2 separate regions of the Homo sapiens genome follow, and region 2 is linked to region 1. The links are chromatin loops, found by intact Hi-C in ENCODE. Cell type or tissue: mammary epithelial cell. All regions are shown on one strand. Each heading gives the region's core, and the rest is flanking DNA. Links, peaks and the distances in the headings are about the cores only. Region 1 overlaps AK2 (adenylate kinase 2). Region 2 holds the start of LOC107984936 (metallothionein-1E-like).

Evidence for each region. Peaks named below come from ENCODE experiments on the same cell type or tissue, not always from the same donor. Only the 100,000 strongest peaks of a DNase experiment are listed, where the experiment ranks them.
Region 2: it touches region 1 in a loop (5-fold over the local background); 37 of 110 quality-filtered maps call a loop at or near these places.

What each region holds. Positions count from the first base shown.
Region 1 is chr1:33,001,405-33,013,497 of GRCh38, forward strand. AK2 (adenylate kinase 2) reads right to left here. Exons shown (of 6, transcript NM_001625.4): 6 at 6,582-11,998. The coding sequence ends at 11,777. Among named protein-coding and RNA genes, the nearest start is that of AK2, 29 kb to the right of the region's middle. In mammary epithelial cell, for the core only: a CTCF peak has its summit at 5,995; DNase peaks (open chromatin) are centred at 3,457, 4,287 and 6,007; H3K27ac peaks cover 4,830 bases.
Region 2 is chr1:32,948,912-32,961,004 of GRCh38, forward strand. It overlaps RNF19B (ring finger protein 19B), which reads right to left. Exons shown (of 9, transcript NM_001300826.2): 2 at 658-863. LOC107984936 (metallothionein-1E-like) reads right to left here and starts at 2,898. Exons shown (of 1, transcript XM_047437246.1): 1 at 2,297-2,898. The coding sequence starts at 2,568. The coding sequence ends at 2,383. In mammary epithelial cell, for the core only: no CTCF peak of the experiment used is centred there; DNase peaks (open chromatin) are centred at 4,810 and 5,470; H3K27ac peaks cover 1,726 bases.

The sequences.
Region 1 (12,093 bases), core at 1,927-9,926:
GGAAAGGCAGCCCAATTTATAAAACATTTACTTTGACACAGCTTATCTGATTCTCACAAAACTCTGCCCCAAGTGGCTGCCTGGCAAACTCTTACTAACCATTCAAGGTGTGGCTCAGATGTCCCCTACTTTGAGGCCTTCCCAGATCCACTTAAGCTAAGTTGATCGCTCCCTGATCTATGTTTTCCACTGCTCTCCATAAGTCTCTCTGATTTTATATCCATCTCCTCTGCTAGACTGGGAGGTCCTTGGGGGCAGGCACTGTCTCATTCATCTTTGTTTCTTGGTCTCCCAGGCCCAGCAAAGATAAGGCAAGAGTAAATCTGTTCAATCAATAAATGTGGTATTACTGTGTCTATTTTGCAAATAGGGAAACTGAGGCTCAAAGACTGTGAATGATACATTCAAGGCCACCTAGTAAGGAGCAGAACCAGCACCTAGGCCTTGTCTGAAGAATCCATCTGGTGAGCAGGAAAGGCACAAGGTTTCACATGGTTAAGGTCAAAGTTTGGCAAACTTTCAAAGGAATTGTGCTTTGGTTCTGATCCCCGCTGCCCCAAAAACAGCACAGCTGAGGGAAGAACTTCACATTCTGCACTACCTCTGTGATGACCTGAGGTCAGGCCACTTACTTCACACTAATGCAAACTTCCCAGGTGACCACTGTCTACTTTACTCACCAGCGTCATAGCTCCAGGCACAAGCTTCTCAGCCAGACAAGCTGGGTCCAAGTCTCAACCTCAACACTTACTGTGTGACCCCTGGGTTTCAGTTTCTCAACTGTAAAATGGGGATAATGATGATACCAAACTTGCAGGTCATTGTAAGGGTTAACTGAGATAATGCATACAGAGAATTTTTTTTTTTTTTTTGAGATGGAGTTTTGCTTTATCACCCAGGCTGCAGTGCAGAGGCACAATCTCGGCTCACCGCAACCTCTGCCTCCCGGGTTCAGGCAATGCCCCCACCTCAGTCTCCTGAGTAGCTGGGACTAAAGGAGTGCACCACCATGCCTGACTAATTTTTGTATTTTTGTAGAGACGGGGTTTCTCCATGTTGGCCAATCTTGTCTCGAACTCCTGACCTCAGGTGATCCACCTGTCTCAGCCTCCCAAAGTGTTGGGATTACAGGCGTGAGCCACCACGCCCGGCATACAGAGGGTTTAGTATGATGTCTGGCACAGCACATGGGCAATGTTCCTTCCTTTCCACCTCCCTACCCCATTGCCCAAATCTTTTATCTCTTCAGGGTTTGGCTCCAGTCTCTCATTCTCCTCCATGAAGCCTCCCTGCTCTGACTGATGCAACCTTCACTCATTGCCCTCTAACTCCTGCAGCCCTTGTTTATGCCACACAATTCAGGGTATTCAATTGAGCTGGATTCCTATTGGTTACATCCTCAGGATCCGGACTGCTTTCCCCTTCCCCAAAGTCTCAGTTCCCATCAGGAATCCATGTAGTTTCAGGGAAGCTGATTCTACTCTCTCCCTCCCCTATCTCCCCAGTTCTAAGGGTGAGGTACATGATCTAGGCTAAGCCAGTAAACAACCCTTGCCACTAATTGCTGATTCAGAGGTGGGCATGTAATCTTATTCAGTTCACAGTGACTCTCAGGACTTTTGCTGGGAATTCTGTGATACAGGGTCTCTGTATTTTCTCTTGTTCTGGATGTTGCGGAGTACAGATGTCACGTCTGGAACTGCTGCAGTCATTTTGCTACCATGAGAGAGACAAGCCTGATGATACCAAGGGGGCAGTCAGAGACTGGCACATAAGTGAAGTCCTGACCACACCATGCCTGACTGCTGGGCTCCACTAGACTTTTCAGTTGCATGAGTCAACAAATGTCCTTTATTGAGCCAGTTTTCTGTTATTTACAACTCAAAGCATTCTGATTTAAACATCTAGTTAAATGATTTTGTTTAGGTCACCAAGAAATGTATTTATTCACTTGTATGTTGACTAGGTCCCTGCTACATACAAGCACTGTGCTGGATGCTAGGATTTAATGATGAATAGCATTAATGTGGTACTATTCTCATCAGGGAGCCCAAGCATGACATATAGTATGGCAAAAGGAATTAGAGATTAAAATGCCTGTGTTTAGGGGATGGCTCTGATGTTGTATTTAACTTCCTCAGTATCCATCTTACCTCCTTTGGATAGCAGAACCCTGACTTTTCTTTGGGAAGCCATCTAAAGGCCTGGTCAGTGGACCCAAGCCTGGCCAAGAGGCATATTCCATGCTCCTGGCCACAGCAACTAATTCAGCGATGGGCATAAAAGTCAGCCCTGAGACTGCAAACTTTAAAAACAGGTCCTGTCCTGCTGGGGTCACTAAACTGGGGAAACATAAGCCTGGGTTTCCTTAAGCTGAAAAAGAGTGCTAAGACTAGTTTATCTCCGAGAGTTGGTAGCAATAAACTTCTCTGACTTCACCCATTATTCAACTAGATATTATCAGTGCCTCCTCTGTGCCGGGCCCTGGGCTGCATGATAGGGAAAGAGGGATGAGGCAGACTTATTCATTTGCCGTCTTTAGCTGAGTGTTGAAAAGACTCAGCTAAACATACACAGTATAGCCATACAAGGGGTAATCAGAGGGCACCAACTCAGCCTGAATTGTTAGTTTTGTGTTTTAAAATTATGTGACATGTTAAACATAGAAAAATTAGAAGACATACTAAGAACTTTAAAACAAAAATCTCCCTTAATTCAACCACTCAGCTATGATCATTGTTAACATTTTCATCTATATGCACCCGGATGCTTTTCTATGTACATACACTTTTAAATAAAAAAAAAAAAAATGCAATGTGGTATAAAGGGTTGGAGCCTGGATAGAAAAGACATTAGTAGAAAAACTACTGAAAACCAAATATAGTCAGTCTAGTAATATACCAATGTTAATCTCTTAGTTTTGACAAATGTACCATACTTAAGTAAAATGTTAACATTAGAGGAAACTAGGTGAAGTATATACAGAAACTCTCTATACTATTTTTAGAACCTTTCTGTAAACTTAAAATTACTCCAAAATAAAAAGTTTCCTTTTAAAAATAGATCCATTCTTTACCCAGACATGGTGGCGCACAAGACCAGCCTGGGCAACATATGGAGATCCTGTCTCTAGGAGGAAAAAAAAAAAAAAAAAAAAGCATATTCCATTCTGTATTGTTTTAAAACCTTTGTTTATTCACTTAATAAATTTACCATAAAATCTTTGTCTTAAAATGACTTATTTCGTGATCACATACTATTCCATCCCATGAATCAATCAGCCAATCTCCCCTTTTGTTGGAAATTTAGGTTGTTTCCAATTCTAACCCTGTTATAAAGAATGCTTTCTGCACATACTTAGTCATTTCCTTGGGGGACATGTACAAACTGGAATTGCTGAGCCAGAGCTGCTAGCTTGGAAACACTTACTGAGCACTATGGGAGTCACTGTTCTAAAACACCTGACAGACATGAACTCATCCTGTCAACAGCACAAAGAGAGAGGTACTGTTCTCATTCCCTTACCACAGGACAATTTTCAAAGGTTTCCAAAACATGAGCCAACATATTCTCACTAAAGACTCTCACGGCCCACTCCAGCACCTCACTGGTGTCACGTGCACACAGATCTACCCCACCATGTTCTTTTGTGCTCCCTCCTATTTTGGCCTCAAGATAGGAGCAGGTACAGCCAGGCCAAGGTGTGGTTTCAGCAGTTGAAGATGCTCCCCTCATCTTCAACTATAGAATGTCCTACTCTCAGTAAGCTTTGGGGGTGCCAAGACCATTGCTATCTGGTTGGCTGCCATGTCAGGACCACAATGTCTCCTGCCAGCCTGGAGTAGAATCAGCATCCCTGGGGAAGATAACACTGATTCCCATCTCCACTCAGGGGCACATCTGGCAGCTCAGGAAACACTCCAGTGAAAAGCAACCTGTTCGGGTTTGGTACTGAATTCCAAGGGGGATGAGGTGGCACTGAGGAATAGGAATGGGTAAAGATACCTATCCTGAAATAGCTGGTAGCCATGGTAAGGTCCTTTTTTCCTCAGCAAATGGCCCTGGGAAAGGACATAGAAAGGATCATTTATTGGGCAGCTGCTATTTCTCAATTCATATGAACTTCACCACTCTTCTAGATGAGTGCTATGACCCTCATTTTACAGATGAGTTCATTGAGGCTTACAGGTTAAGTGTCTCCCTCAAGGCACACAGTAAGCTACTGTCAGGGCCAAGATCTAAGCACAGACCATCTTTGTCATCCTCAGAACTCATGCCCATACCACTAGACACATGACTGGAAAAGAGAGCTGACAATAAAACTGAAGGACTTCCCCCACTTCAGCCCCACAGCAAAGTATCGCCTGATTCATGGTCAAAGCACAGACTGTGGTGTGTTTAGGGGAGAGAGGAAGAGTGGCACATGGGCTGAGCTTAAAGCGGTCCATCAAATCTCTATGTACGTATCCTTGTCTTTTGCTCTTCTGCATTCTTGACATTATTCATGAGCTGAAAAACTTCCCTTCTACGGTCACTGTGCTTTGTTTGAAAAACTTATCTCTAATCAGATACAGATTTCCCAAGAACTCTGGTAGGGGTTCTCTAGGTCAGCAGTCTCCAAGATTTTTGGCACCAGGGACTAGTTTCGTGGAAGACAATTTTTCCACAGACCAGGATGAAACTGTTCCACCTCAGATAATCAGGCATTAATTAGATTCTCACAAGGAGCGGGCAACCTACATTACTCGCATGCATAGTTCACAATAGGGTTTGTGCTCCTATGAGAATCTAATGCTACTGCTGATCTGACAGGAGGTGGAGCTTAGGCGGTAATGCTCACTTGCCTGTCGCTCACCTCCTGCTGGTGGTAGTCATGGCCTGGGGGTTGGGGACCCCTGCTTGAGGTTAAAGCAGCCCAGAGCACCAGTGGCCGCTGTACCCTCCCTTGTGCTGTGCCCTCAGCTGGAATGCTGCCACCCTCTGCATGGAGTCACCCAGATCCCACTTCCTTCACAAAGCTACCTTCTTCTCTGCAGTCTGACCTCCTGTACTGCATAATTAGCCCTTCCTTTACACTCTGCTTCTCTTCCAAAATAGACTCAAGGCAGTTTACAACACACATGAGCACAAAAATGCTAAACACAGAACTAAAATTGGGCTGGCGTTGAAATTTTATTAAGAAACCATGGCTGAGGAATGATTAACAACTGAACACAAGACGTAGTTTTGAGTTTCCTCACAGCCAGGGCAAGAAGGAAGACAGTAGAAAGTGAAGCATTTCTTTCTTTCTTTTTTTTTTCTTGAGACGGAGCCTTACCCTGTTGCCCAGGCTGGAGTGCAATGGCGCGATCTCGGCTCACTGCAACCTCCGCCTCCCGGGTTCAAGCAATTCTCCTGCCTCGAACTCCCAAATAGTTGCGATTACAGGTGGGCGCCACCATGCCCAGCTGATTTTTTTGTATCTTTAGTAGAGACGGGGTTTCACCACGTTGGCCAGGCTGGTCTCAAACTCCTGACCTTGTGATCCGCATGCCCCGGCCTCCCAAAGTGCTGAGATTACAGGCATGAGCCACCGTGCTCGGCCAAAAATGAAGCATTTCTTATTTAGTAGAAGAAAGAAGACCAGCTAAACAGGAAGCATAATGAACTCCTAGCTAAGCTCAGAGGAATTTGTCTGCAAAACCCTTACAGAACACCACACAATCAAATTATTTGCTCCATAGCAACTTTACCCCCAAAGTGCAGATCTGTTTGGCTTATTGGCTTGAGGGCTACCTGCACAGGATCTAGGCCCATGTTGTCTTGCCCTCTGATGCTCTGTCTTTCCATTTCCACCTGTTTTCTGCTGGGGGCACCTCAATCTGGACTGGGCACCTGGAAGGGGCCCTCTGTGAGAGCAGCTCATCATCACACTGCCATGGATGACTCTAAACCCAAAGCTGCTGCATTCCCAAAACATCAGAAGCACACTGCTCCCCCTGGAGTTATGAATAATGCAACACCATCAGCTACACAGAGCTGCAATCTGAGACGGCTGCCTGTGACTCAACAGCCTACATACACACCCTCTCCTGGCCACCTTATCCAGAACCAGGAGATAATCGTGGAGGACAAGAGATGGGAACCGGCTCCTTCCCCCAACATAACTCACCCCTCCAGCCTTTCTGGAATACGGGTGATTCCAGGAGCTATGCAAATCCAGCACATTGGAACTTTAGTACCAACAATAAGGAAACAACGGAGGATGGCAAAATAGAAAAAGGTCTTACCTGTGGCAGGTCCTTCACTGTAACAGAGCAAACCTACTTGAGTTTCTCCTTTTGTTTGGATCCATGGCTCATAGCCTTTTCTGTATCATGAGTGCCTTTGAGATCATTTCATCTCTCCCCAGCAAAGTGTCAAAGCAATTGGCACAGTGTTAAGAGGCTGGGGTGTGGAGCCAGACTTGGACTCAGGCTCTGGTTCTGCCATTATCAGATGTCTGAATCTCAAAGTCTACAGACATACCATAGAGATAATAGCAATACTTACCTCCACAGGGTTATCGAGGAGAATAAATGAGATAATGCATGCAGAACCTCTCACACAGCTAAGAATTTAATATGTTAGACTATTATTAATTATGAAAACACATAAAGAATTCTGCATATAATTTCAGAGGTCTATGATTTCTAGGGGATCCTTAGCCTGGTTCCGGATGGTCAGTAAGACAACTTTCTTCAATGCCTACATTTTCCCTCTGAATTCCATCTGTGTTTACTAAGCATCTGCTGTGTCCTGGGCAGTCCAACCCACATGAGTATCTTGGTCACTAGTGTCATCAGCACCTTTGAGGGGTAGGGATCATTCCTATTCTACTGATGAGGTGAGATAACTTGTCCAAGGTCGCATGGTGAAGTCGCTGTTGAAATCTGTCTTCTGACTCGTTGCTCTGTCTTCATCTGAGGAAAGACTTGTGAGGCTTCTGAGGAGGCTGCTCTCCATCCTGCTGTGTTCTGTCAGTGACACTTTGTGCACACAGGAGATCCTAAGACACATACCCTAGGCCCTCAGAGCCGGCAGTGACTTCTTCAAAATCAGTTCCGGCAGCGCTGAGTGTCCATGGAAAAGAGCTCTTATTCAGAGCAGCCCTTCCTGTGTGCAGAGCTACGCAAGTAATTAAATCACTTCAGCAACAAGATCAAGGGGACGGATAAGTGTTAGAGACTGTGTTTCAGTCCTGACTGCCTCTTATGCATGACCTCAGGAATGCCACTTCACCTCTCTGAGTCTGGTTTCCTCACCTATAAAAGTGAAGGACAGTTCTGACTCCACAGGGTGCTGTGTGAGGGTTACGTGAAGTCGAGGGTTACATGAAGCCTTTGCATAATACCTGGCACAACGTCAGTCTTCCGGGAGTGGTAGGACTAGTCTGCATTCTTGGTTTGCAGATTAGATGAGGAAACCCAGGCCCAAAGAAGCAAACAAACAATAGCTCACCCAGTCTTCTCTGTTTATTCTTCTCAACTACACCATGCTGCTTTGCAGGTTGGTTTGACAAACATTTCCCCACAATTAGATGCATGATGACCAAGGGAGGAAAGAAAATTTTCACAGGGTATTTAAAAAGCTCAGGGAACAAACAGATCAGTGCAAATCAGTAAGGCTAACACCTGAAAATGACTCTGCACAGGTGAGGAAGTGGAGCAGAAGAGGGAGGGGCTGGTTCAGGGAACAGGATTTAATATGTCAGTGAAGACCCTGCCTCTCTCTGTAACAAGATGCCTAAAGAAGAATAGTGGTGCTTCCAGCCCAGCTCCCTCTTGTTTTGGGAACAACAGTCATTTCTCAGAAACCTCACTTGCAAAGGCAGCCCTTCCAAAAACATGAGAGCTTTAGTTTGGAGAAATTATTTAAGCTCACTTTTGCTGGAGAGGAAATGAATTTAAACTAGGACACACAGAGAAGCAACAAAGAGTGTTAAAGAAGCAACTGAAAAGGTAGTCAAAGATCTGGCTTAAGGATTAGAAGCACTGGCTTTCTAGACTATGGACAAGTGTCCATTCAACAGTTATCCAGCCTGGCAGGAAGCAGATATCTTTCTGTGTATATCTGGATCCAACTAACATTTATCCAATGTCTGTTGCATGCCAGGTACTGAGCAAAAACCTTCTTCCTATAAATTTCATTTAATGCCATTAAGGCCAAGAAGGTGGCATAACCAACTTCCTTTTTCAGCTGAGGAAACAGGAGCACAGTGAATAACTAACTGGCTGGGATTTGTCCTAGGTCCCCTGAACTCCAAGCACAGTGCTATCTCCACTAGACCAAGCTGCCTTGTCTCTGGGCTCAAGAGAAGCCTGCATAGGAGCTGAAGGTCAAGAGGTTGCAGGCTTATCTCATATGCACATACTTGGACCTCCCTACCACACAGCTGCCAGCGACAAGAAAGGGCTTCTTTTCCTTCCAGCCAGGTCCAGAATTCAATGTCATTTTTCTAGCTTAGATTATCTAAAAAAAATGCCACAACAGGGGATACAAATTTTAACATATTTTATTGATTTAGGGGCCAAACAAGGCAGCATTTGGTCAGTTAAGAAAGGCACCTCATTGAAAATAATACATCACAGTGCTGTTGAGTGATCCCAGTCACAGGATTTGAGAATGGAAAGGACAATCTTTGGATGACATAGCTTAGGACACTTGCTCATTTATTTAAAAGAGTCCCTTCACACAGTGCAGATAAAAGAAGGCAAGAGCATAGGATTGTGGCATGTGCTGGGTAGCTGTGAGAGGTTACTCATGAAAGTAGGTAGCCTAGTAAATTAGTGGTAAGTCAGGGGAAGGGAATCAGCCTCCCTTTCCATTTCATTCCCTTCCCCCTCCCCTTGATTCCAGTTTGCTTGATTTGTTGAGCCACCATCCCTATGAATACACCTTACATCTCTTTCAAATGTGGAGATGGTTTTTTGATCTTACAGTGTGTGGAACCGGAGTCAGTAATCAAAGCTCCCTGTTCCAAGCTATAGACAGACAGGACAACAATTTGATTTCCTGTACTCTTGGTCTGGAACCCATGGGGTTCTGAGATAAAAGCTGAGGTCTTAGAGCACTGGCTTTAAAAAATATTTTCACCAGTCCAGAGTAAATGAAAACCCGATTCCTTAGAAATAATATTGTGTCTATTTCTACCCCCACCCTCCAAGCATGGTGTTTTTTAAAAAATTAATTTTTCCCTTACACTTTAAAAACTCTCACCTATGTATAAAAGAAACTGCCACACTACAATAACACTGCTGTTGTTCCAAGTATTCCTCTGAGCCCCTCACCAGCCCTCCCTCACCATCCTCACCCTGACCACCCTTCCCCTCTGCCCAGCACCTAAGAGCAGGGATCACGCCGCGGGGTGATGAGCAGTGTTGCAGTCTCGCCTGGCCTTCTGATACTAGGCTGAAATAGAGAGGAAACAAGAGAGAACAAAATGGGTTTTTAAAAACCAAGTACATATCAGAGGAGGCTGGCATGTAAGCCCCAGCAACCAAATGCATTAAACACTGGACATTTCTGTGACAGGTAAAAGCAGAACCTGCTGAGGCTGAGGAACTCTGGAATTAAATGAAGCAAAAACAGAATCCTAACCATACTGAGAAGGGTATATGCATTCCCTATGAATCTTCCAGTTCTTATGGGCAGCCCAAATATTACTTGTACATGTTGTATGCACACGTGAATCTATGTGGACGGATGACAAATATTTGGGCAAGGATCATGCACATAAAATTAGCAAACATTCAAGAACCTCAACTTTGAGGCCAAGTGCTTACAATTGTCCCTAGTTAAAGGGGAGCTGATTCTAAGATTCATGATGCCACTGTCACCCAGAGAAGGATCCCAGACCAGGCACACATAGCTGACAGTTTTTGTTTCACTCCTCTTCCTTGCCCATTCCCAGAAGTCATGTGCTTCCCAGAAACACACAAAGCCAGACTGAGTTTCCATTAAGAGTGGGTGGAGTTGGTTTAGAGCCAGGAAAACAAGGCAGGACAGAGGCAGCAGACACTCACTTGGACCAGGCAAAGAGGGAAGCAAGGTGGCCAGGTACTCATGCCCAGTTGCCATGTGGACAGCAGATAAGACCTCTGGTAGTCTCACAGATGGCAGGAGAGCTCAGGTCAGGAGGCTGGGCACTTTAGAGTCCACTGAATCGAGTCAGCAGCAGATTATGCTGAGGCTGGCGATATTATTTACTGGATCTGCCACTGACTTTCTAATGGTTTTTCCAGAGGCTGCCGTTTTTGTGGTCCTTCATAGCAGTCTGTTACTTCATCTGTTTGCCACAAATCAAACCAGAGACCAAAAGACAGCAGGGACCTTAGAAAATGCTCAATAGTTGGGAAGCTAAGGTTATGAATAAAAGCTGGTAACTGTCACAGGTGGTCTTATTTCTGGGTGATCTTTTCTTGGGGAAGTCCATGGCTATAGCCATCATAAAATTAGGGGTGAAGGGTTGGATCTAGAAAGGAGAGGGTTTGGGCTTAAAAAGAACATATCTGATTTCAGTTTTATGTCCTGGAGAGAGACTGGGTTTGAATAAATACTGATCAAAATGAATCCAAGAATAGATCACACACTGTTTTGTTCACACTTGGAAACACAGGCAAACATTAAAAATAAAAGCAAATAAACCTACCCTGGTCTCTTTTTGGGGAAGTAGATTTGACTGCTCTCAGATGATCAGCCTGGATGTTCAGAAGACAATCTGAATTCAAAAGGACCTTTCACCTGGTTTAATTCTCTGGCAACAATTCAGTTTTCAAACCCAATTCCCAAATAATTGCTATTTTCAGCATCATGATGCAGATCACAAAAATATTCCAATTTGGCCTGGCTCTTTTTATGACGATATCCTCTCCCAGTAATTTCTGTAACCTGCAAAGTAAGTGCCTTTTTCCTTCCACCTAGGGGGAAAAAATTAATGATCCCTGTTCACACACTGACTCACGTGGGTTTTCATCATGGGTTAGAAAACAAAATGGAATTCTCTGTCCATAATGTGCCATCAGGAACTGTGACCCTGCCTGACTTCACATGATCCTGGACTTCTAATCAGCTGCTGGAAATGGAAGAAATACTATGAGGTTCTGGAATTGCGGTCCCTGGAAGATTACCTGGGTTAGTTCATTTTGGTCAAAAAATAAAATCAAAAGTATGGTTAAAGAAGTAAACAGCTGGGCTGGGTGTAGTGGCTCACGTCTGTGATCCTGGCACTTCAGGAGGCCAAGGTGGGTGGATTGCTTAAGCCTAGGAGTTCAAGACCAGCCTGGGCAACTTGGCAAAATCCTGTCTCTACAAAAAATACAAATATCAGCCAGGTGTTGTGGCATGCACCTGTAGTCCCAGCTGCTCAGGAGGCTGAGGTGGGATAATTGCTTGAGCCCCAGGAGGCAGAGGTTGCCGTGAGCCAAGATCACGCCACTGCACTCCAGCCAGGGTGGCAGAGCGAAACCTTGTCTCAAAACAACAACAAAAAAGAAGTAAACAGCTGGTAAAGCAACCTAGCCTAAAACTTACAAAGTAGCAGAGTGAACACATATGTGCATGCACACACACACACACACAACACACATACACACAGATGAGAGTAGCACACACGCCAAAGATACATCAAGCAAGTGCTTTTTTAATCAATACATCAAATGATATTTTTGCTAGCCTGAGGAAGCTTCTCTTTGCCTGTCCTATCATTCCCACCCATTGCCTCACAGGGATGGAAAGAAATTCCTTCTTGGACCCAACATTAGATAAACATAACCAAGTCTTTACATGTGGCTTTGGAGAAGGCTGCTAGGATGCTTGCGAACACGACATCGGGGGTCTGGGATGCATCGATGGCGGAGTGGATCCCCCGTTTCCTGTAGTACTCTATGAGTGGGGTGGTTTGAGTGTGGTAGGCTTGCAGGCGGATTTTCAAGGCCTTTTCATTATCATCTGATCGACGGATCAAGGGTTCCCCGGTGATCTGAGAACAGGAAGACAGCAATGAAAGGCTGGGACTGTTAGCAAGGTTTTCTTATTCCATGCCAGATGCAGATTTGAGATGGGACCATTCTGCCC
Region 2 (12,093 bases), core at 1,774-9,773, 53 kb before region 1:
GCAAGTTATGAACTATCCTAATAAAATGACAATTTAGGAAATTATGCTGTGCCAGGAAAAAGTGAATGGCAAAATCTTTCCTACTAGCCTCTCCCAAATGACATCAGCAAAATAAAAGTACAAAGCAATAAATCCACTGACATTTTAAAATAGGTTTCCTCTGACTCGCCAAGGTTGGAGCTGAATGTGTGACATTCCTCCTTTTAAGGTTAATCATTAATCTATACTAATACTGTTTCCTTTTCTTCAATCTGTACTCTACTTCCAAAGGCAGTGAGGCACTTAAGTCAGCTTGAAGGCAAACAGCACAGGTTTAATACTAATTAAATGTCTTTCTGTTCACAATGAAAGTTTTGAAAAAGCCCCTAGCAAAACAAAATGAACTAATTGCTCTCCAATCTGAGACATATTACTAAGAAAGTAGGAACTACATAATTCAATTTTGTTGCATTTCAATTTTATATAGTTGGATAACCTATAATGGTCAGAGAGGGAAGTGCTATCTTTATTATAATATTGAAAGTATTATCAAATGATATTTTCTGCTCTCTGATCCTTTGGAGTACTTGGGTTATACAATAAGATAATTTCTTTCAGCTATGGGCTCACATCATGAAATACCAAATAAAGAGACAATGAGATAATGCCAACTTATACCTGGTCCAGATTCTTGCCCATAACTGAGACCTGAAGTGTGTTTGGTCCGAACTCGTAAAGTCTGGGCCCTCTGTTGACGGGCCATATCGCATGTCTGATTTGGATGCCATATCTGCTTGCAGTGGTAGCAGAACTCAGTCTGGCAACCTTCCCTCTCACAAGTTAGCTTCGGGCAGCTGGCACAGCCATAGGCAATAACAGCATAACTAGGTAAGGAAACAGTAAGAGATACCAGTAAGGTAAGAATGATCTAACCAAAAGAGACATTATTCATCAGAGTTAACAATGTTTGGCACTACCCCACTATCACATATGATACAGAGAAAAGAATACACATACACACATATACACACACAAGCACATTTGACCAACTGTAAAATATATCCCATGTGAGAAAGTAAACTTTTTTTTTTTGAGACAGTCTTGCTCTGTCACCCAGGCTGGATTGTGGAGTGCAGTGGTGTAATCTCGGCTTACTACAACCTCCACCTCCCAGGTTCAAGCAATTCTCCTGCCACAGACTCCCTAGTAGCTGGGATTACAGGTGCAAGCCACCACGCCTGGCTAATTTTTTTTGTATTTTTAGTAGAGATGGGGTTTCACCATGTTGGCCAGGCTGGTCTCAAACTCCTGACCTCAGGTGATCCACCCGCCTCGGCCTCCCAAAGTGCTGGGATTACAGGCGTGAGCCACCATGCCTGGCTATAAATTTCTTGAGATTCCAAAAACACAAATCATTTATTTACTTTAAAAAGTGGAGGTGGAGTATCTTATTTATCCTGGATTTCCAGCATTTATTCAATCATAGCTGAAGCTGCTTTAGGAGTAGTTTGTCATAATAAGTTTCATAAATAACAGGGTACAAAACTATTTCCTTTTGATAGTTTGCTATATTTAGAGAGATTAGTATTTGTTTATACGAAGGAAGAGGACATTAGTGAAATAAAGAGCTATGGCAAAAACTAAAGTTTATTTTTTAATTCCTTCTTTTTTTTTTTTGAGATGGGGTCTCACTGTCACCCAGGGTGGAATGCAGTGGCTCACTGCAACCTCCGCATACCAGGCTCAAGCAATCCTCTTGCCTCAGCCTCTAGAGTAGCTGGGACTACAGGTGCGCACCACCACACTTGGCTAATTTTTGTAATTTGCATAGAGATGGGGTTTCGCCCCATTGCCCAGGCTGGTCGCAAACTTCCGGGCTCAATCAATCAGCCTGCCTCAGCCTCCCAAAGTGCTGGAATTACAGGCATGAGCCACCATGCTACCTTTTCATTCTTTTTTTTTTTTTTTTGAGATGGAGTCTCGCTCTGTCGCCAGGCTGGAGTGCAGTGGCGCGACTCGGCTCACTGCAACCTCCGCCTCCCGGGTTCAAGCGATTCTCCTGCCTCAGCCTCCTTAGTAGCTGGGACTATAGGCATGCATCACCATGCGCAGCTAATTTTTGTATTTTTGTAGAGATAGGGTTTCACCATGTTGGCCAGGATGGTCTCGATCTCTTGACCTTATGATCCGCCCTCCTCGGCCTCCCAAAGTGCTGGGATTACAGGCGTGAGCCACTGCACTCAGCCTTTTTCATTTTTTTTCTTCAAGTAAAAATTGTTTTATTGTCATTAACATATTTAATATAAAAAGAAATGAAGCAAATGGCTCAGTGTTGTATTTTTTAAAAAATCCAGGTTTGTGCAGGTTACTCTATTTACATCTGGGAGCAGAGCTGTCCCCACGTCAGGCATAGCAGTTGCACTTCTCCAACGCCCCTTTGCAGATGCAGCCCTGGGCACACTTGGCACAGCCCACGGGGCAGCAGGAGCAGCAGCTCTTCTTGCAGGAGGTGCATTTGCACTCTTTGCACTTGCAGGAGCCGGCGCACATGCAGGAGCCACCAGTGGCACAGGAGCAGTTGGGGTCCATTTCGAGCAAAGGAGATGCTGGAGCTCCCACCGGTGAGGCCAACAAGCAGTCAGGCAGTTGGAAAGCATGCTGCCTTTTTCATTCTTAAGTTCCAGTTCCACAGTGAAGCTGGTCTGACCATAGTCACAGAGACAATAAACCCTAAAGACTTATGATCAGCATCCCTCTTGAAAGCTCATCTTATCTTTCCATACTTTTTCAATTCAAACCTATACCTTGAAATGTCTTGATAGGCTCCAGAATCCAAGAATACCAGGCCTCTATCTTATAAATTAAAATAGCATTAAGGCCATACCTCCCTTTCTCTCTTCTGACACATATTCTTTTTTTTTTTTTGAGACAGAGTCTCACTATATCGCCCAGGATGGAGCGCAGTGGCGTGATCTCGGCTCACTGCAATCTTCTCCCAAATTCAAGTGATTCTCCTGCCTCAGCCTCCCGAGTAGCTGGGATTACAGGCGCCCGCCACCACGCCCGGCTTTTTTTTTTTTTTTTTTTTAGTAGAGACAGGGCTTCACCATGTTGGCAAGACTGGTCTTCAACTCCTGACCTCTGGTGATTTGCCTGTCTTGGCTTCTCAAAGTGTTGGGATTACAGGTGTGAGCCACTGCACTCAGCTGTGACACATATTCTTCATGTAAAGATTCAGAATTTATCAGCACTAATGTCGACCATTTCTTGTAGTTCATGTTCATTTACCAAGAATTAGTCTCACACAAACAATCCAATATATTTATATAACTATTAGCCTTTCTGATTAATTCCAAATATGTCAATTAAGCGCTCAGATTACTCTAACAAGAAATATAATACTTGTATAAAATAACATTTTAGCCAGGTGAGATGGCTCATGCCTGTAATCTCAGCACTTTGGGAGGCTGAGGCAGGAAGATCGCTTGAGGCCAGCATTTTTAGACCAGCCTGGGCAACACAGCAAGACCTTTTCTCTTAAAAAAAAAAAAAAAAAAAAAAAAAAAAAACAGCCTGGCGTGGTGGCTCACACCTGTAATCCCAGCACTTTGGGACACTGAGGCAGGCAAGTCACAAGGTCAGGAGTTCGAGACCAGCCTGGCCAACATGGTGAAACGCTGTCTCTACTAAAAATACAAAAAATTAGCTGGGCATGGTGGCGGGCGCCTGTAATCCCAGCTACTCAGGAGGCTGAGGGAGGAGAATCGCTTGAACCCGGGAGGTGGAGGTTGCAGTGAGCAGAGATTGCGCCACCATGGGTGTCACTCCAGCCTGGGTGACAGTGTGAGACTCCATCTCAAAAAAAAAAAAAAATCAGCCAGGTATGGTGACACAGGCCTGCAGTCACAGCTACTTGGGAGGCTGAGGTGGGAGGACTGCTTGAGGCTGGGAGGTTGAGGCTCCAGTGAGCCACGTTTGCGCCACTGCACTCCAGCCTGGGTGACAGAGTGAGATTCTGTCTAAAAAAAATAATAAATAAATAAATGGAAAGTTATGAAAGTTAATCACACAATTTTTTTTTTTTTTTTTTTTTTGAAGACAAGGTCCCACTCTGTTGCCCAGCTTCTGGACAGTGGTGTGATGATAGCTCATTGCAACCTGAAACTCCTGGGCTCAAGTGATCCCACCTCAGGCCTCCAAGTACCAGTGCATACCACCATGCCCAGCTAACTTTTTCTTTTTTCTTTTTATTTTTTTTTTGTAGAGACAGGGTTGGTCTTGCTATGTTGCCCAGGCTGGTCTGGAACTTCTGTCTTCAAGCAACCCTCCCGCCTTAGCCTCCCAAAGCATTGGGATTACAGGCGTGAGCCACCAAGCTTGGTCTATGACACACATTTTTAAAAACATCAGTAATTGCAGGTTTCCGTGTTGCCATCTGCACTCTGTCCTCTATTCCAATACTCTCCCGCAATATTCAAAGACCTCAAATAACGTGTACAAAAAGCTAATAACATTTTCTGGGATTTATTCTACAGTTTGCTTGTTTATTTGAATGTACATGAGATGTTAATCATAGCAACTCAAGTTCTCAGGTTTATCATAGAGTCTGCAAATTGACTTGAGAATGATGCTGAAAATATAAATGACAATGTATCCCCTATGTTATATAATACAGGCTGTATTAAAACTCTTTTCAGAAAGAACAAAGTGAGAACAGGTCAGTCTATGAATGCAAATGATTCATATCCTGTAGGAGTTCTGGGCAAATTTACCCCACCTAGCTGCAAAATAACTACTAAAGATAAACAACGTGTCTCCTCAAGACAGTGACTAGCTTGTTATTTTGCATTAAATGGGAAAGTTACTGGATGACCTCAGAAAAGCACTAAGTCAACTTCTAAAGATACAAATTAAGTGGACATCCAGTAGGGAGCCTTGAACACTTCATCATCCATTCCTACCTCACATGGCAGAAGTAAATGTTTATTAACATTCCCCCAGCCCCCACTTCTTTTTTTTTTTTTTTTTTTTTTTTGAGACGGAGTTTCACTCTTGTTGCCCAGGCTGGAGTGCAATGGCGTGCTCTCGGCTTACTGCAACCTCTGCCTCCTGGGTTCAAGCGATTCTCCTGCCTCAGCCTCCCAAGTAGCTGGGCTTACAGGCGCCCGCCACCATGCCCAGCTACATTTTTTGTATTTTTAGTAGAGATGGGGTTTCACCATGTTGGCCAGGCTGGTCTCGAACTCCTGGCCTTCAAGTGATCCTCCTGCCTCAGCCTCCCAAAGTGCTGGGATTACAAGTGTGAGCCACCGTGCCCAGCCCACTTTTTTTTTTTTCTTGAAAAAGAAGAACATTGGATAGGATCAACAATGTCAATTTTGAGTGTGTAATTTGGTGCCAAGGAAGTAAAATAACCCCAAATTACTCATGAATCCACAGCAATCTATTACTACGACACAGAATTACTCAGGGCACGAGATTTGGCATTCCTGTTTTTGGGTACCTGGTCTGAGCTCTTGCCTCTGACTCATGCTGCATGACATGAAGCTATTAAAATCTCCAAACCGGCCTGGTGCAGTCACTCACGCCTGTAATCCCAGCACTCTGGGAGGCCGAGGCAGGTGGATCACCTGAGGTCAGGAGTTCAAGACCAGCCTGGCCAACATGGTGAAATCCCGTCTCAACTAAAAATACAAAAATTAGCCAGGCATGGTGGCGCATGCCTGTAATCCAGCTACTCGGGAGGCTGAGGCAGGAGAATTGCTTGAAACTGGGAGGCGGAGGTTGCAGTGAGCCAAGACCACACCACTGCACTCCAGCCTGGGCAACAAAAGAGGAATTCCATCTCAAAAAAAAAAAAAAACAATCTCCAAACCTTAGCTTCTATTCCACCAAATGGAGGTATAGGTACTTGTCACATTCAAACGTAGCTAAACACGTTCTAAAACTGCATGTGAGACCTTGTCCTCAAAGATATATGGCGTAAAAACATCGTACACTCTGTCCTACTTTCTGGCTTTTACATACTCTATTCCTTCTACCTAGAAATGTCTTGTCCTTACTTCTTGCCCTGACAAGTACCCATTTAAGAACCAACTCAGGTGTCATTTTCTCTGTAAAATATACTTAACCTCTCTAGGCAGCTCGTTGCCTACTTCGTGGGTGTGCACAATTATTTTATAACACTTACATTATAATGTAACTAACTGTTTATATGCTTGCCTTCCAAACCACACTGGACTTAAGGAGACATATCATCCACTTTTTAATCTCAGTCTAGTATACTGGTTCATGCTCAAAATACCTGTGTTGCATGAATGACAGAGACCCTCTCTTGTTTTGGTTGTTTGACCTTCCCTAGGACATTCTAGGTCTTCTCCTAGGCCATCACTCTGCTCTAAAGCAATCTTTTCAATGTATCCATGTATCTATTGGCTTATTATATGCCAGGTACTATAACCTAATCCTAAAATTTCATATAAACCCACTTTAGTGGTAAACCCCTAAGTTCTGAATACGGTAATCTTCTTCCCGAATAGTTGGAAAAAAAAAACCTCGCCTGGGCATGGTGGATCACACCTGTAATCCCAGCACTTTGGGAAGCCAAGGTGGGTGGATTGCTTGAGCTCAGGAGTTCGAGACCAGTCTGGGCAACATGGCAAAACCCCATCTCTACAAAAAAAAAAAATACAAAAATTAGCTAGGCGTGGTGGTGCATGCCTGTAGTGCATGCCTGTAGTCCCAGCTACTCAGGAGGCTGAGGTGGGAGGACGGCTACAGCCCGGGAGGTGGAGGCTGCAGTGAGCCAAGATCGTGCCACTGCACTCCAGCCTGGGAGACAGAGCTAAACCCTGTCTCAAAAAAAAAAAAAAAAGAAAAGAAAATACCTCATCCTTGAAACCCAATCTGCCCTGTCCACTTTGTTCCTTCTCTTCCACGTCCCATGCTGGTGCATCTCTCCTACTCTGCTCTTTTAGCTTAACCAATCAGTCAGGCTTGCTAATCAGAAGCTAAAAGAAAGGTGTAGAAAATTACATGCTGTGAAGAATACAGACACAGCTGGGTGCAGTGGCTCATGCCCATAACCCCAGAACTTTGTCAGGCAAAGGCAGGAGGATCACTTGAACCCAAGAGTTCAAGACCAGCCAGGGCAACATGGTGAAATCCCATCTCTACGAAAGACACAAAAATTAGGCCGGGCATGGTGGCTCATGCCTGTAATCCCAGCACTTTGGGAGGCTGAGGTGGGTGGATCACCTGAGGTCAGGAGTTCGAGACCAGCCTGGCCAACCTGACAAAACCCCTCTCTACTAAAAATACAAAAAAATTAGCTGGGCATGGTGGCGTGCACTTGTAGTCCCAGCTACTCCCAGCTACTCGGGAGGCTGAGGCAGGAGAATCACTTGAATCCAGGAGGCAGAGGTTGCTGTGAGCCGAGATTGCACCACTGCACTCCAGCCTGGGTGACAGAGTGAGACTCTCTCTTCAAATAACAACAACAACAAAAATTAGCCGAGTGTGGTGGGGCGCGGTGGCGTGTGGTGGCACATGCCTGCAGTCCCAGCTACTTAGGAGGCTGAGGTGGGAGGATCACCTGAGCCTGGGAGGTTGAGGTTCTAGTGAGCTGAAATTGCACCACTGCACTCCAGCACGGGCAACAGAGTTACAGAGTTAAACCCTATCTCAAAAAAATAAAAAATAATAAAAAAGAAAAAGACTACAGACCGCCCACCCCAGCCCCTGCTGCTTAAGTTCATACAACTTTTACTCATTTTATTAATTTCCTAAATCTTCAGAAACTTCATAAAGTGACAAGCTAGACCACAGCATTACTTAGCTTCAGCCCTGGAAAGAGATTTCCATTAGTATAAATTTGATTATGCTCCAATAGACTTCAGTGGTTAAAGAAATGTGTTCCTATATTATGTCTGTACTTTCCATCCCCAAGTCATGTAACATAACTAGGCTACCCATTTACAAATAGACCCCTAGTAGGCATCAGGGTGGTAGACATGCGCCAACTTGTCACAATGAACTGTACCCTTAACATCTTCATTTTTCCTGCCCTATTTAAGACCCATCTCTAGGCTAGACAACTCCAAGAGCCTCCTTATCTGCTCTCCCTATTCCCCACTCCATCCAAATTCCATTCTGGAAGGTTACTCTTTTGCTTAAAATCCTTCAAAGAAAAAGAAAAAAGAAAAAAAGTGCTTCAACCCAAAACTTATTTCCATGGCTTACACAGGCCTATCAACCTGAATCCAGTCCACGTTTTCAGGTTGATCTCTAGTCATTTCCCAGGTATGGGGTCTTGCTATTACCCAGGCTGGTCTCGAACTCCTGGGCTCAACTAATCCTCCCACCTCAGCCTCCTAAGCAGCTGGGACCACAGGTGCACACCACCATGCCTGCTCCTCTGTGAAGTCTTTCTTGAAACCATCATGCAAATTCTATTGTTCTTTCATCTATCTAAGAGCACCCGTATTTTCTTTAGTATTTATCATATGACATTTGAATAATTTTCTATCTATCTATGTATCAATTATCTGTCTCCTCTACCAGGTGAAACTTCCTATCAAGAAAACCATGTCTAAGTTCTTTTTGAAATACCCAGTACTCACCCAGGGTTCAACAGTGTATCATTCTGAAAGTATCTGTTGAAGCCAGGTGTGGTGGCTCACACCTGTAATCCCAGCACTTTGGGAGGGTGAGGCGGGTGGCTCGCTTGAAGTCAGGAATTCAAGCCCAGCCTGGCCAACATGGTGAAACCCTGTTTCTACTAAAAATACAAACATTAGCTGGACATTGTGGCACATGCCTGTAATCCCAGATACTTGGGAGGCTGAGGCAGAAGAATCGCTTGAACCCGAGAGGCAGAGGTTGCAGTGAGCTGAGATGGCACAACTGCACTCCAGCCTGGGCGACAAAGCGAGACTCCATCTCAAAAAAAAGTTGTCTGTTGAATTGAATGATCACCTGTCTATACTATTCTTGCTTATCTCTTTCATCTCTATTCTTCCTCTGAGAACTATGCTGCTCATATTTCTTATCTTTTTCATCAAAATTCATCTATGTACCACACTCTTCTAGAGCCTAATTGAAAGACTTTGTACACAGAGTTGTAGAAATGGTTGGAATATAGATATCCTAGTCTAGAGACATGAGCTCTCAATCTATTCAGAGCATAAGGTTTATGGTTAAATAAGGACACTAACCAAAGGCAGGCCAGCATGGTAACTATTAAAGGAGTTTAGGGAAAGTTTGAGTTAAGCCTTAAAGATGCTACAGAAAAAACAAAAACCTGTTTCCTGGTGATCTAAATTGGGGAAATTACATTATATTGAAGATTTATACTACATATTAGCATATTAGCATGTTTAAAGATTTAAGAAACTCATAAACTTGTTTTATTTTGTTTAACTCAGTATTTTCCAAGCTTATTTCCTCACAAAACATTTTTCTTTCAAGTAATGCCTATAACATACCTTAGGAAATAGTGATGTGAGTGAAAAATAGAAAATAAAATCAAAAGATGGTTGGAGATGGCCGGGCGTGGTGGCTCACGCCTGTAATCCCAGCACTTTGGGAGGCTGAGATGGGTGGATCACGAGGTCAGGAGATCGAGACCATCCTGGCTAACACGGTAAAACCCCGTCTCTGCTAAAAATACAAAAAATTAGCCAGGCATGGTTGCAGGTGCCTGTAGTCCCAGCTACTCAGGAGGCTGAGGCAGGAGAATAGCATGAACCCGGGAGGTGGAGCTTGCAGTGAGCCGAGATTGCACCACTGCACTCCAGCCTGCCTGGGCAACAGAGCGAGACTCCATCTAAAAAAAAAAAAAAGATGGTTGGAAACTGTAAAGGAGCTTAAATGATAAGGGTAGATCAAATAAGTTCTCAAAGACATAATAAGAACTCATCTTATAGGTTAGGTAGTCAATGAATAGTCTTAGGCAGGGGAGTGATACAGATGTTCTCCTTTAGTACAAGTACTTTGGCAAATCTGAGACAGATGTATTGGGATGGAGGTTGGTGTACGTGCACAAGAGGAGGGGGTGGTGTGGAGTTGGGGAATGCAGGGAAAAGTTGTGGAACAGGAGGTATGGAGCCAAATCAAGAGAAGAGGTTCAGGGAGGCTTCAGAAAGCAAAAATCCTCCTTCACTGACTGAAATTTGTCTTGCTCAAAGAGCTTGCTTGATCTTCCCTCATAAATGTGCTAGGGATGAAAAAAGCTTCCTGTTTATGGGATGGTCCAGTCTAGTTGTCTGGGAAGGCCAATAGCTGATACTGTTTCCTGGGATCAGGTGGGAGGAAGGATTCTGCAGAGGACAGAGGCAGCAATGAAAGGCTGGAGTGGTGGACCTGCACAAAGAATTTAGGTCAAGACAGCCTTATCCCTTCTTATTCATCTGTACAGAAGATCTGCCCCTGTACACCAGGAAATTTTCTGTTGCCTACTTTGCTCACCCGTCAGTCTCCTAGAGATTCTGAAAGGGTTTTAAGATTAGCAACAGGATACTTGAGAGGAAAACATTACAGTTACCTGACTTCGGGGTTTCTGAAAAGACATACTTGGGCAGAGACTCAAAAGCGTAAAAGATCAATTGTACCAATTATTAGCAATGAAACACTAGGCCCCATGTTTAAACTTCTCTGAACTGGTTTCTCCTTTATAAAATGCACGCCAATATCCACCTGGATGAGACTAAAATGAAATTATGTCTGAATGAGATTATAGTCTGAAGACTATAAAGAACTATAAAAAATCAGTTATTTGTATTTTGAACTAATTTTATCTCATTTGACAGCTTGTTTTAAGATTATACTAGGCCATATTGTTCTTAGTATATTAAATAATAATGTGAGGCCGGGCACAGTGGCTCACGCCTGTAATCCCAGCACTTTGGGAGGCCGAGGTGGGCAGATCACGAGGTCAGGAGATCGAGACCATCCTAGCTAACACGGTGAAACCCCGTCTCTACTAAAAATACAAAAAAAAAAAAAAAAAAAATTAACCAGGCGTGGTGGTGGGCGCCTGTGGTCCCAGCTACTCAGGAGGCTGAGGCAGGAGAATGGCGTGAACCCGGCAGGCAGAGCTTGCACTGAGCAGAGATGGTGCCACTGCACTCCAGCCTGGGTGACAGAGCGAGACTCCGTCTCAAAAAAAAAAAAATTATAATGTGAATGTTTTCCCACTGAAATTGGTTCCCTTATTTATGAATAAAATAAAACCATATTTGAGTGTAAGAGAAGAAAAATCCAAAACTCTTTGCTCTATCCTACAAATATTCTGTAAACAAATCATGAATCTCTGAATGTATGGTGTTCTTGTTATTATGAGTAATTATAGTAAAACTAATGATCAGAACCTGTAAGATTGCTCACATGCCCCCCTCACCCTACCAAATGCACATACAAACAAGGCAGAGGGGAGACCTGATCAATTTGGCTGGCAAGAACTTTATCTGTGGGCAGTAAAGATGGTCAGGTATGGGAATAGGAGGTAACTGGGACTTGGACTTCTCTTCTAGTGTTTATCAATGACCTCTACCAGCCCCAGAAGAATAGAACGATTTGTTTAAAAAAATAAAACAAAGGAGCAGTGTGCAGTGGTTCGTGCCTATAATCCCAGTTACTCAGGAGGCTGAGGTGGGAGTACTGCTTTAGTCAAGGAGTTCAAGGTTGTAGTAAGCCATGATCATGCCACTGCACTCCAGCCTGGGCACAGAGTGAGACTCTGTCTCTAAAACAAAACAAAACAACACTGTTCAAAACAAAACAAGGGAACCATGACATCCAGTAAGAACACAGAAGCTATTTTTTTTCCTGGCATTAAAAAGAGGCAGCAATAATCCCAGCACTTTGGGAGGCCAAGGCGGGAAAACAGCTTGAGCCCAGGAGTTCGAGACCAGCCTGGGCAACACAGGGAGACCCTATCTCTACAAATAATAATAATAATATTAATAATAATAATTAGCTGGGCTTGGTGGCATGCACCCGTGTTCCCAGCTACTTGAGATGCTGAGGCAGGAGGATCGCCTGAGCCCAGGAGATTGAGGCTGCAGTGAGCCGTGATTGCACCACTGCTGCACTCCAGCTTGGGTGACAGAGCGA